Linked DNA regions of Mus musculus: region 2 is linked to region 1. A link is a loop called in an ENCODE intact Hi-C map of the cell type or tissue named here. Cell type or tissue: left cerebral cortex. All regions are shown on one strand. Each heading gives the region's core, and the rest is flanking DNA. Links, peaks and the distances in the headings are about the cores only. Region 1 has its middle 110 kb from the start of Timd4. Region 2 has its middle 27 kb from the start of Gm36109.

Evidence for each region. Hi-C counts contacts between places; a loop is a spot of excess contacts. Peaks named below come from ENCODE experiments on the same cell type or tissue, not always from the same donor. Only the 100,000 strongest peaks of a DNase experiment are listed, where the experiment ranks them.
Region 2: a loop joins it to region 1, with 8 times the contacts of the local background. A loop is called at or near these places in 6 of 42 quality-filtered maps.

The regions. Positions count from the first base shown.
Region 1 is chr11:46,917,606-46,922,988 of GRCm38, forward strand. No RefSeq gene overlaps it. Among named protein-coding and RNA genes, the nearest start is that of Timd4, 110 kb to the left of the region's middle. In left cerebral cortex, for the core only: a CTCF peak has its summit at 2,839; a DNase peak (open chromatin) is centred at 2,875.
Region 2 is chr11:48,769,779-48,775,161 of GRCm38, forward strand. No RefSeq gene overlaps it. Among named protein-coding and RNA genes, the nearest start is that of Gm36109, 27 kb to the right of the region's middle. In left cerebral cortex, for the core only: CTCF peaks have their summits at 2,090 (motif pointing right) and 5,106 (motif pointing left); DNase peaks (open chromatin) are centred at 2,104 and 5,104; H3K4me3 peaks cover 253 bases.

The sequences.
Region 1 (5,383 bases), core at 97-5,096:
TAGGCCCTTTAGTATACACACAAGTTATCTGAATTTCTCATTGCTTTAACTCTACAATCTCTAGGGGAACTGAGCACATGGGAGCTGCTCAGTAATTATTGCTCACTGAGAGAGGATGAGAGAGGATGGAGCCAGAGAACTAATATAAGGACCAGAGCTTGGGGAAGTTTGAAATATATATTCCTAAAGCAAACCTGGAAATACTTTATTTTTCTTCTATTTCTTACTTAGGGATATGAGTTGTTGAGACCAGAAAAGTGAGTGTTTATGAGTGTGTGAATTTGAGTGTGAGTTTATGTGTGTGAGTGTGATTGTGTGTATGTGTGTGTGTGCACGCGCACGTGTGTATGTAGTTTCCCATTCCCAGGGAACTGACTATAAAAGACATTGAGGCTCTCTCCTAAGCAAAGGGTAATATTTTGTTGTGAGAGAACTTTCTCAATGAGGATACTCTTTGCCAGGGTTGAGTCTCTTGCTGTCATTTGCTTTCCAGGCACAGCAGAGCTGGGCAGCATTGTTTAACCTTTAGGAAGCTATGTATGAAATTTACATTAGCGGGGTGCTGTTATACAGTTACAAAACGTTTGTCCCATGAATATCAATGTGGCTGTGGGCTGGCAGGAGTGATCATCATCAGAGTAGCTCCTCTCACGAGTGTGTGGTAAAAACTTAATCTAAACCAGTAGTGCTGATGTGAATTTGAATCTTAAGTTCTTCTAACATTCCCAGAGGCCCATGAAATTCACTTAACTCATATGACATTCACTTCACGTACTAAAAAAACATTATTTCTAAAGAGGATCATAATTATTTCAAGAATTTTCTCTTTTGGGAATACAGTAAACACTCTTTCATATCTACTTATTTTCTGTGTTACTTTACAGCCCCCTCTACAACTACTATGATTACACTCATCTTCTGTATCCTAATTTCATTTTGAATGTGTCTAATCTTAATTGCTATTGTTTATAAATCATTCATTAGTTCTAAATAGACATTATTTCATTTATTTATTTTTATTTTGTTTCCATTGGCCATCATATTCTTTTACTATTTCTTTGTTTTTTGGCTTGGCTTTAAGAGATTTGACTTTTGTCTATTGTTTTTTTTTTTTTAATAGTCACATGCCTACAAACCGATTCTGTTGGACTAAGTACTTGGGAATAATTCTTGGAGTATTGTTTTCCATGAAACAGATACTCACATCCCTGTTTCTCTCCTGAGTATTTCCTTGGATAGCCCTTCTTGAGTTCTCTGGTTATAAATGCTGCTCTGTGCCCAGGTCCTTTCCTGGCCCTCTGGGGGGAGTCTCACTAAGTCTCTTTATATTTGTCTTTGGGCTTCTCTTCATCTAGCACCCTGTGTAAGATTTCATGCTTGGAAGCCTGTAGTTTGTAGAGGAGGAGAAATCAAACTGTTCTACTTGTTATTTTTCTTGTTACAAAGACAAAATTCCAGATAAAAGTAACTTAAAGGAGGAAGACTTTATTTGACTCTCAGTTTTGGGGGCATAGTCAGTCATAATGGGAAGGCATGGTGATAGGAGCTTTAAGCAGCTAGTCATGTTTCAACTACAGTCAGGAAGCAGAAGTAGGACCCAGGAAGCAGGAAGCAGAAAGAAGAAAGCAGGAAGTAGGAAGCATGCAGAAACAAAGTGGTACTCAACCTTTTACTCCTTTTTATTTCAGTCTACGAACCCAGTACATAGGACAGTACCACCAACATTCACTGTAGGTCTCCCCTTTTCAGCTAAGCCTTTGTGGAAATAGCCTCACTGTTGTGCCCAGAGGTGATTCTAACTCCAGTCGAGATGACAATAAAAACTGACTCTCACAACTGGGGTTGAGCACCAGCAACACTTCTTGTATGAATGATTTTTTTTTTCCTGGCTAAATTTTATTTTCTGTCCTGGGTGTGTGATGGCTGTACTTAGTGGAGCATAGTGTCATGGCCCCACAGGTGTTCAGTGGCCTGGCCAGAAACTCAAGTCGGCCACTTGACAGCTCACTTTCCTTTTAATGTTTCCATTCTTGGGACTGTCCTGAAGTCAGAGGTGACAGAATGAAATCATCTTCCTCATCATCCAGTCTGGAGCCTCTGGAGGATTGATTTGAATCTTTTTCTGACCACCACCTTTCAGATGTGATGACCCATTATTGATTAATCGTGACCCATTTACTTTTTAGTTTTCTGTTTTGACCTCATTGTTAATGAGCCTTTGGGCTATGACACCAGTACTCTAAGGCTGATTTGGAATGTTACACAAAGATGTCATTCCTGGTAGGATTGGGAGACCAGACTGTTATAGACCCTTCCTGCAAAATCAAAATCTTTGAGGTGAAAGAACAATTATGAAAATATATTCACTACTCCTTTATTTTCCTGAAATCGGTGACCAGAATAAATGTCACCCAAAGTTTCATTTTAAGTCTTGCTGGTTTTGAGTCTGTAGTTAATATTAATTAGCTCACCAGATGCAAAAGCCACTCTCAAAAATGTGTTTGCAAGACCTAGGGGGCCTCTCTTCCCAATGATGGCTGACTAGGCCCACTTGCATTTTATTTTCAAGGCCACAATTGTTTCCATGATGCAAAATAAATACCTTATTGAATACAAATGCCTTGTAGTAATGAATCAAAGCCAAACCAAGATGTAACCGGAACCTAATCAGAATGTGAGAAAGCACACCAACACACCTAGCTTTGTTTTATATATCAAAGACTGATAATGACCTTTTGTTTGCTGAATATTCACAATAGGAAGGAGGTATAGGCTGGGCTAAGCATCTATGTATTGTTCAGTAACTGTACTGATCAGATGGGAGCTGGTCAATGGACCACTGGGTGTCAGTATTGTCTTTTCTTACTCTGGTAAAATCTGAAATGGATTGTCTTATCCTTTTCAGAGATTGTGACTTTTTTGGCATCCAGGATCTTAGACTTTCTGTCCAGTTGGTTTTCTTTGAAGGTGAGCATGGAGTAGCTGAGACACAGAGAAGGTAGACCTGATCCCTCCCAGGATGGTTCTATCATCCCAGGCTCCACACAGTTCTGAGTACTTTATCTACTCACCCTGGACAGACTAAAGCAATCATTCTACCCAAGTCCTGCTGGGTGAGCCAAGGCGTTTACTTAAAGGAGCACAGACAACACTCAGGCAAGCTGTGCAGCCGAAAAGCCCACTCTAGCATGGGAAGGACTCATGAAACTTTATCTTGTGTAACACTAGAGAGCCCTGTGTACCCTATAATAGATGACACAATTGTCTACCACCTGGGAGGACCCTCTTTAGTCCTGTTACTTTCTAGGGCTTCTTCAGTTTCATAAAGGCCATAGCTTAGGTTCATAAGGGTCCAGCATTAGGCTTCTCTTTCTTTCCCACAGGAGTGGATGTCTTAGCTTGGAGGTCAGAGTCTCAAACTTAGACGCCCACAGAGTCACACAGATGGAAGGGTGAGGTGCACACTGTATTTGCATAGTAAACAGCAAGGGTGCTCCTTTATTCCACAGAGAGATGCTATTCCCTCTACTCCATCACTACTTGCTCAGGGTGTCTTTTCTATCCCCAGTACTGGTTTTATTAAAGTTAAAAAAAAACAGTAACACCCAGTACTGGTTTTATTAAAGTTAAAAAAAAAACAGTAACAAACATATGATGATGATAAAGGCAACTAATCCTTGTCAAATGCTCAGAGACAGTTGAGGATATAAGAAGGGCCTAGAGACTTCCATTAGATACATAGGCAGGTAGGCTAGTCATTGTCTATTCCTGGATACATATCTGATAACAAAGGACTTCTGGCTTCAGCTATGTTAGTCCCCTACTTTGCAGAGAGTTGTTGAGAGAAAACGTAAAGTTTAGCTGCTAGGGAGCATATTCAGTTGTGTGGGAATATTCATGGGTGATAGTTGCATTGGGGAATCTTTATTATTGCTTGACAAGGTCTAGAATTATGTAGGAGACCATCCTTTGTGCCTGTCTTTGAGGGAATTTCCAGATTAGATTGACTGAGATTGGAAGACTTAACCTAAATGTGGGTGGCACTAACCTATCTGTTGGAGTCTCTGAATAAAAACAAAAGCAAGTTAGGCACCAGGCTTCCATCCATCACTACTTCCTGACGGTGGATGAAATGTGACCAGCTGGCTTCTGTTTCTGCCATCCTGCCTTTCCCATGATGGACTGTTCCTGCAAACTGTGAGCCAAAATACACCCTCCCTTAAGTTGCTTACATCAGAGATTCGGCCATGGCAACAAGAAGAGTAACTGATATAAAAGTAATCAGTGGGAAGACAGAATGGGTTTTCAGAGGTATAAATCGACTCTCAAAAAATAAGCTTACTCTAGAAAATATTAGCCTCTGGAGCAAATGCATAGGACGTGCAATGTTCATCACTGAGCATATAGTTTCATTTGAAAAATATCCAGATCTCTTGCATACTTTTATTTCCCAAGAGTTTTAGAGTGAGTGAGGAGGGGAAGTTCTCCATTCTGATCCCCAGCAAGAAGGGCATTAATTATAAAGGATGATGCACGGAGGTTAGAGAATCTAATTTGTAGGAAGAAGGACTTAAGTTGGATGCACGGAAGCTTCTTGACAGGAAGGGTTCCTTAGGAAAGTGTTCTTGGCAGAGATTATGGGATCTTCTTTAATCCTGTTATTATAGCTATCATAGTTCAAGCAAACCATCTATGCTTAGCATTAGCCTTGTAAAATGCCAGTCTGATCATAGTTTTAGCTTTTTATTCTTTTAAACAACTGTTATTTTTATCTGCTGACTTGTGCATTTGGTACATACATTGTTCCTTAAACTGTTTGAAGGGAGCATTATTTTTTTATTAGATATTTTCTTTATTTACATTTCAAATGTTATCCCCAAAGTCCCCTATACCCTCCTCCTGCCCTGCTCCCCAACCCATCCACTCCTGCTTCCTGGCCCTGGCATTCCCCTGTACTGGGGCATATGATCTTCACAAGACTAAGGGCCTCTCCTCCCATAGATGGCTGACTAGGCCATCCTCTGCTACATATGCAACTAGAGACACAGCTCTGGGGGTTACTGATTAGTTCATATTGATGTTTCTCCTATAGGGTTGCAGACCCCTTTAGCTCCTTTGGGTACTTTCTCTAGCTCCTTCATTTGGGGGCCTGTGTTCCATCCAATAGCTGACTGTGAGCATCAACTTTTGCATTTGCTAGGCACTTGCATAGCCTTACCAGAGAGAGCCATATCATGGTCCTGTCAGCAAAATCTTTCTGGCATATGCAATAGTGTCTGGGTTTGGTGGTTGTATATGGGATGGATCCCTTGTTGGGGCAGTCTCTGGATGGTCCTTTGATGGGAGCATTATTTATTTCACATTTCCTAGGACAGCTTTAGCC
Region 2 (5,383 bases), core at 129-5,128, 1.9 Mb after region 1:
GTAGGCTAGTGTAAGAATACTGCCTGGGGCTGGGGTGAAGTTTAATTGATAGAGTTTGCCTGGCAAGCACAAAGCCCTGGGCGCAATCCTAGCACCACACAGACCAAGTGCAGTAACACACACCTAGAATTCTAGCACAGTGGGAAGAGGCAGGAAGGGCAGAAGTTCAAGGTCATCCTTGGCTACATAATGAGTTCAAAGCCAGCCTGGACTCCAGGAGACCCTATCTTAGAAGGGAAAAAAAAAGTGTAGATGTTCATAAAAATATAAATGACCAGCTGGGCGTGATGGCCCATGCCTTTAATCCCAGCACTTGGGAGGCAGAGGCAGGCGGATTTCTGAGTTCAAGGCCAGCCTGGTCTACAAAGTGAGTTCCAGGACAGCCAGGGCTATACAGAGAAACCCTGTCTCGAAAAACCAAATATATATATGGGCCAAGTTCAGAAGCTCACCCCAAAATTTGTTAATGTTGGCTGGAGAGGTGGCTCAGTAGTTAAGAGTGCTCACTGACTGCTCTTCCAGAGGTCATGAGTTCAAATCCCACCAACCACATGGTGGCTCACAACCATCTTTAATGAGATCTGATGCCCTCTTCTGGAGTGTCTGAAGACAACTACAGTGTGCTTATATATAATAAATAAACAAATCTTTAAAAAAAAAAACTGTTAATGTCACCTAGTGTCACCTTCTCCTGCTTTGAAATCTGTCTGGATACTCACTGAACTCCAAAAACATTTCCTGTTTTAAAACCACAAGTGTAAATGAAATCCCTTTTAATAAGCTAAAGTTGTTGTCCCAACCTTTCTGCTAATTAAGACAAAATGCATGGAAAATATCTAATTTTCCTTCATCATTTAGAGATAAACAGATCCGCTTTATTTTATAATGTCTGCAGGACATGTCACATGTCTTTCCACTTGGACTTAGCCAGACCACTATATGGATCGTTTAAGCCCAGTCCTCTCCAAAGGTCATGTGTATACCATACTACCTTTGTGGAGGAGTAACATGGTCCTGTTGTGTGGGAACTAAAAAGGGGGCCCTGGAAAAGAGAGGGAGGAAAAGGCCCACGCCCCGCCAGAGTTCCACTTTTGCTCTGGACAGGCAGGTGTGGTGGGAGGGCTGCCAGACTCTTTCCACTCAACCCCGGGTGGGCATCCAAGCCTCTGACCCACTCTTCAGGGGGTGGACAAGGGGCTGCCCAACCTGGGAGCCCCAGAGCTACTCTCTAAAGCCCCGGGGTTATGGGAGACATGGAAGAGAGATGAGAGGTTCCCACACCGGCAAGAGTGAGTGCAGTGGATCTAACTGGAGCACAGGAAGGCCTTCTAATGGGAGATTAGAAATGGCTCATTAGGAGAAAGCCTGTCCCATCCTCCAAGCTCAGTGGGCCTTGATGAGCAGAGACACTCTAAGGTTTTAGAGCTCTTTTATAGAAAGGCAGGGAAAAAGAGAGAAGGTAGAAAAGAGAGAGGGGGAAAGGCTAGAGAGAGAGAGTAAGAGTGAGAGGAGAGGAGAGGAGAGGAGAGGAGAGGAGAGGAGAGGAGAGGAGAGGAGAAGACAAAAAGAGAAGAGAGAGGAGTGAGAGAGGAAAGAAGACAAAGAGAGAGAAGAGAGGAGTGAGAGAAGTGAGAGAGCAAGGAGAGGCCAAACAGCCCCTTTTAAAGTATGCTGTCTTATTTTACTGTTGCTAGGTAACTGGAGAGGAGTTTAGCCTGAAGGTCAGAAGCTTGGGCCATTGCATACGTGACTTCTAGTCATGCTTCTCTTGTGGGGGCTGTGGGGGGTGGTACCTTGGGCAGGAGCCAGAGTTCCAGGAGCATGAGGGAATGCCCACTGTGTCATGTAGATGAATTATCACCATTCCGGGGTTCAGATCTCAGCTCAACTGGAGACCAGCCTGTCTGTGAATAGCCCAATGCCCCACACTGTTGTTCATACTATAAAAACAAGTCCCTTTAAGTGGATATAGCTCTTTATTGGGTCCTATATTCGTCTTTACTCTTTTACTCTCATTGTGTCTCTTGCTATTTTAAAGATGTTTGGTTTTTTGTTTTGTTTTTTTTTAATTATGGGGCAGTGCCCACGGAGGCCAGCAGAGGGCAGTGGATCCTCTTAGACCTAGAGTTGCAAGTGGTTAGGAGCCACCAGATGTGAGATTTAGAAACTAAATACTGGTCCTTTGCAAGAGCAGTATGTGCTCTTAACTACTGAGCCATCTCTCCAGCCCTCTTTGTACCTCTTTAAGGAAACAACTGTGCCCAGCCTCCTGTCCTTCCAAGTTTGTAGCACACAGCACAATCACCACTTTTTACGACTGATTTTCAGTCTTGCCTTTCCTGTCAATAACGGACTCCACTGGGCAGAGAGAGTTTTCACTCTATATTCCCAGCAGCAGGCATATAATGGGGGCCCAAAGAATTATATGAAGTTGAACAAAACAAAAGCTGCCTATCTTTTTTTAAATCACCTTCTATTAGAGATTAACATACGAGGTACAGTGTGGCATGTTGTACATTTATTTAATCCCAACAAGCTGGAGGCAGAAAAGTCTCAATGAGTTCCAGGCAGACCTTGTCTACATAGAAAGATCCAGAATAACCAGAGTTACATTGAGATCCTGTCTCAATAACAACAACAGCAACAGTTACATTTGAGGAGTGGGAAAGGAGTCATAACTGAGTGAGATCAGGAAGGGCTCTTTGGGTTGCTGTGAATATCCTTTTTATCTGGAAGGACTTTGGGGGCATGTTCACTAGATAATCATTACTGAGCTTTCTAACATGCTTCCTGTTGTATATTATAAACCAGCAGCCTGAGGGGTCAGGGAGGGAGGTCCTTGCTGGGCCCTACCAAGGTGTCACCCTGAACAGTCATATGTCAAGCCTAATATAAAAGGGAGTTTATTTGGATCCTGGGAAGGGGGTAGAGGGAGAGGAGGGAGGAGGGCAGAGAAGGACAGAAAGAGAGAGGCGAGAGGAAGAGATAAAGAGGGGAAGAGACCAGCCAGGGACACAGAGAGAGGAAGGAGAGGGAAAGGGAGAGGGAAAGGGGGAGGGAGGAGAGAAACGTCCATTTTATAAGCTCAATGGCTAGCTTGTACCTGTCTGTTTCTAGCAGTTAACTGCAGGTCACTGTTGGGCAGAGCCTAGAGGAAATGCTAACACTTCCTCAATGTGATCCACTTAGCAACAAGTTTAAGTCTATCATCACTCTGAAAATGAAAGAAGTATTTGAAGATTGTTTTAAAGAATAATAGGTTTTAGTTCCTGAGCATGTAAAGTTAAACTGAAAGTGGGATCCGCAACAGTCTCTTACATTAAAAAGTGCTCAAGCCAGGTACTTGGTGCGAATCTGTAACCCCGCCCTGGAGAGGTCATATAGCCTGGGCTACATGCTTAACAGGTATCAGTTCTTCAGCAAGCAAGAGTCTCTGTCTCTCTCTCTCTCTCTCACACACACACACACACACACACACACATACACACACACATACACACACACACATACACACACACATACACACACACATATACACACACATACACACACACATGCACACACACATACACACACACATACACACACACATATACACACACATACACACACACACACACACAGGAGCTCTTTCCTGTTCCTTGTCTGTTTACAGCTCCTGCTTGAAGCTGTGTTTTCATCACGTAACTCCCAGTTGAGGCACTCACCAGGGGAAGACAGACCTCCAAAGCTCAAGCCCATGGTGTCTGTGTCTGTGCTGACAACACGGAGTGCCTCTGGTCCACCATTTCTCCAACATGGAGACGGATCATTGGGGCATTTGTTAAAGTGGAAGTCTCCTGAGCCCCAATACTGGACGGCCTGACTAGGTCAGGGAATAGGGTAAATTTGAGTGAGAGTCGTCCTGTCCAGTCCAAGCTGACCTCAGACTCCTGAGCTGGCGTCACAGGCAGCCATGCAGCTCCAAGCCTAACTCTCCAAGTCATTCAGAAGACTGTACTCAGAGAACACTCTAGGCTCCGAACCTTGCTTTCTATAACAAAATTGGTAGGGAGACAGGCGCTGTCTCATACTTCTGGTAAAGAATATACAAGGGCTGGAATAAAGGCTGCCGTCCCCTTCTCCAGTGTTATTGCTGTGACTCCGTACTGTGTAGCTCAGGCCCCTGAAGAAATCTGGCCTGGGGGGCTGGTGAGGTGGCTCAGTGGGTAAGAGCACCTGACTGCTCTTCCGAAGGTCCAGAGTTCAAATCCCAGCAACCACATGGTGGCTCACAACCATCTGTAACAAGATCTAACTCCCTCTTCTGGAGTGTCTGAAGACAGCTACAGTGTACTTACATATAATAAATAAATAAATCTAAAAAAAAAAAAAAACAAACAAAACAAAGGCCTGATGGATTAAAGGGGTTGACCCCACCCCTTCTTTCTTTAAAAAAAAAAAAAAGAAAGAAAAGAAACCTGGCCTGAAGCTTGGCTCACTCCACAGAGCCTTAAGACCTTTTCACACATGAAATGGATTAGCTGGAGAGACCCCAAAGCCCATCTGTGCATTTGTTAAGAATGCAGACCCAGCCACTGTGGAAACCTAATTTAAATCACAGTGGTAATATTTACATGCTGTAATATTTACGTGACTCCGTGACAATTACTTGAAGCCTGCGTGCTTTACTTTCTCCTCATGTAAAGAGGTAAAACAACACATTTGCCTCATGGTGTGAAGAATTGCATGTTAATAAAACACTAGCACCGAGCTCAGTAAATAATGAGGTCCCAGTAAGCAGTGGCTATTAATCCATCTTAAAACATGGCACCACAACCGCATTCCTCACTCAGAAAGTTCTGCGCTGTGCTGTTCCACGTGATCACCTGGAAGTGCTCGCTTGAACAGCACATTTCTGGAACTAGCAAGACCTAGTGGATCCCAACAGCCGTGGGACCCAGAAGTTTACATTGACAAGCAAGGAACCCAGATCCTTCCTTTATATACAAAAGCGTGAGTTACATTTGACTAGGGCCATAGAGAGTGTTTTTATCAATGAAAACTCCGTATCACAGAAGGCCAGGCACAATTGAACGCTAATTTAATATAAATACGAAATAAGTGAGCGCCACCTACTGGTTCATTTTAGAATGCTCAGCTGGCGTTGGGAAGATTCTCAGTGGTTCACAGCTCTTCAGAGGACCTGAGTTTGTTAAATCCAGCTCCAGGGATCCAACACCTCTGACCTCTGAAGGCATCAGCACTCATAAGCACACACACACACACACACACACACACACACACACACACACACACCGACACATACACCACATACACACGTATATAATAAGAATGCAAGGCTGGACCTGTGAGATAGCTCAGTGGATCCCCGAGACCCATG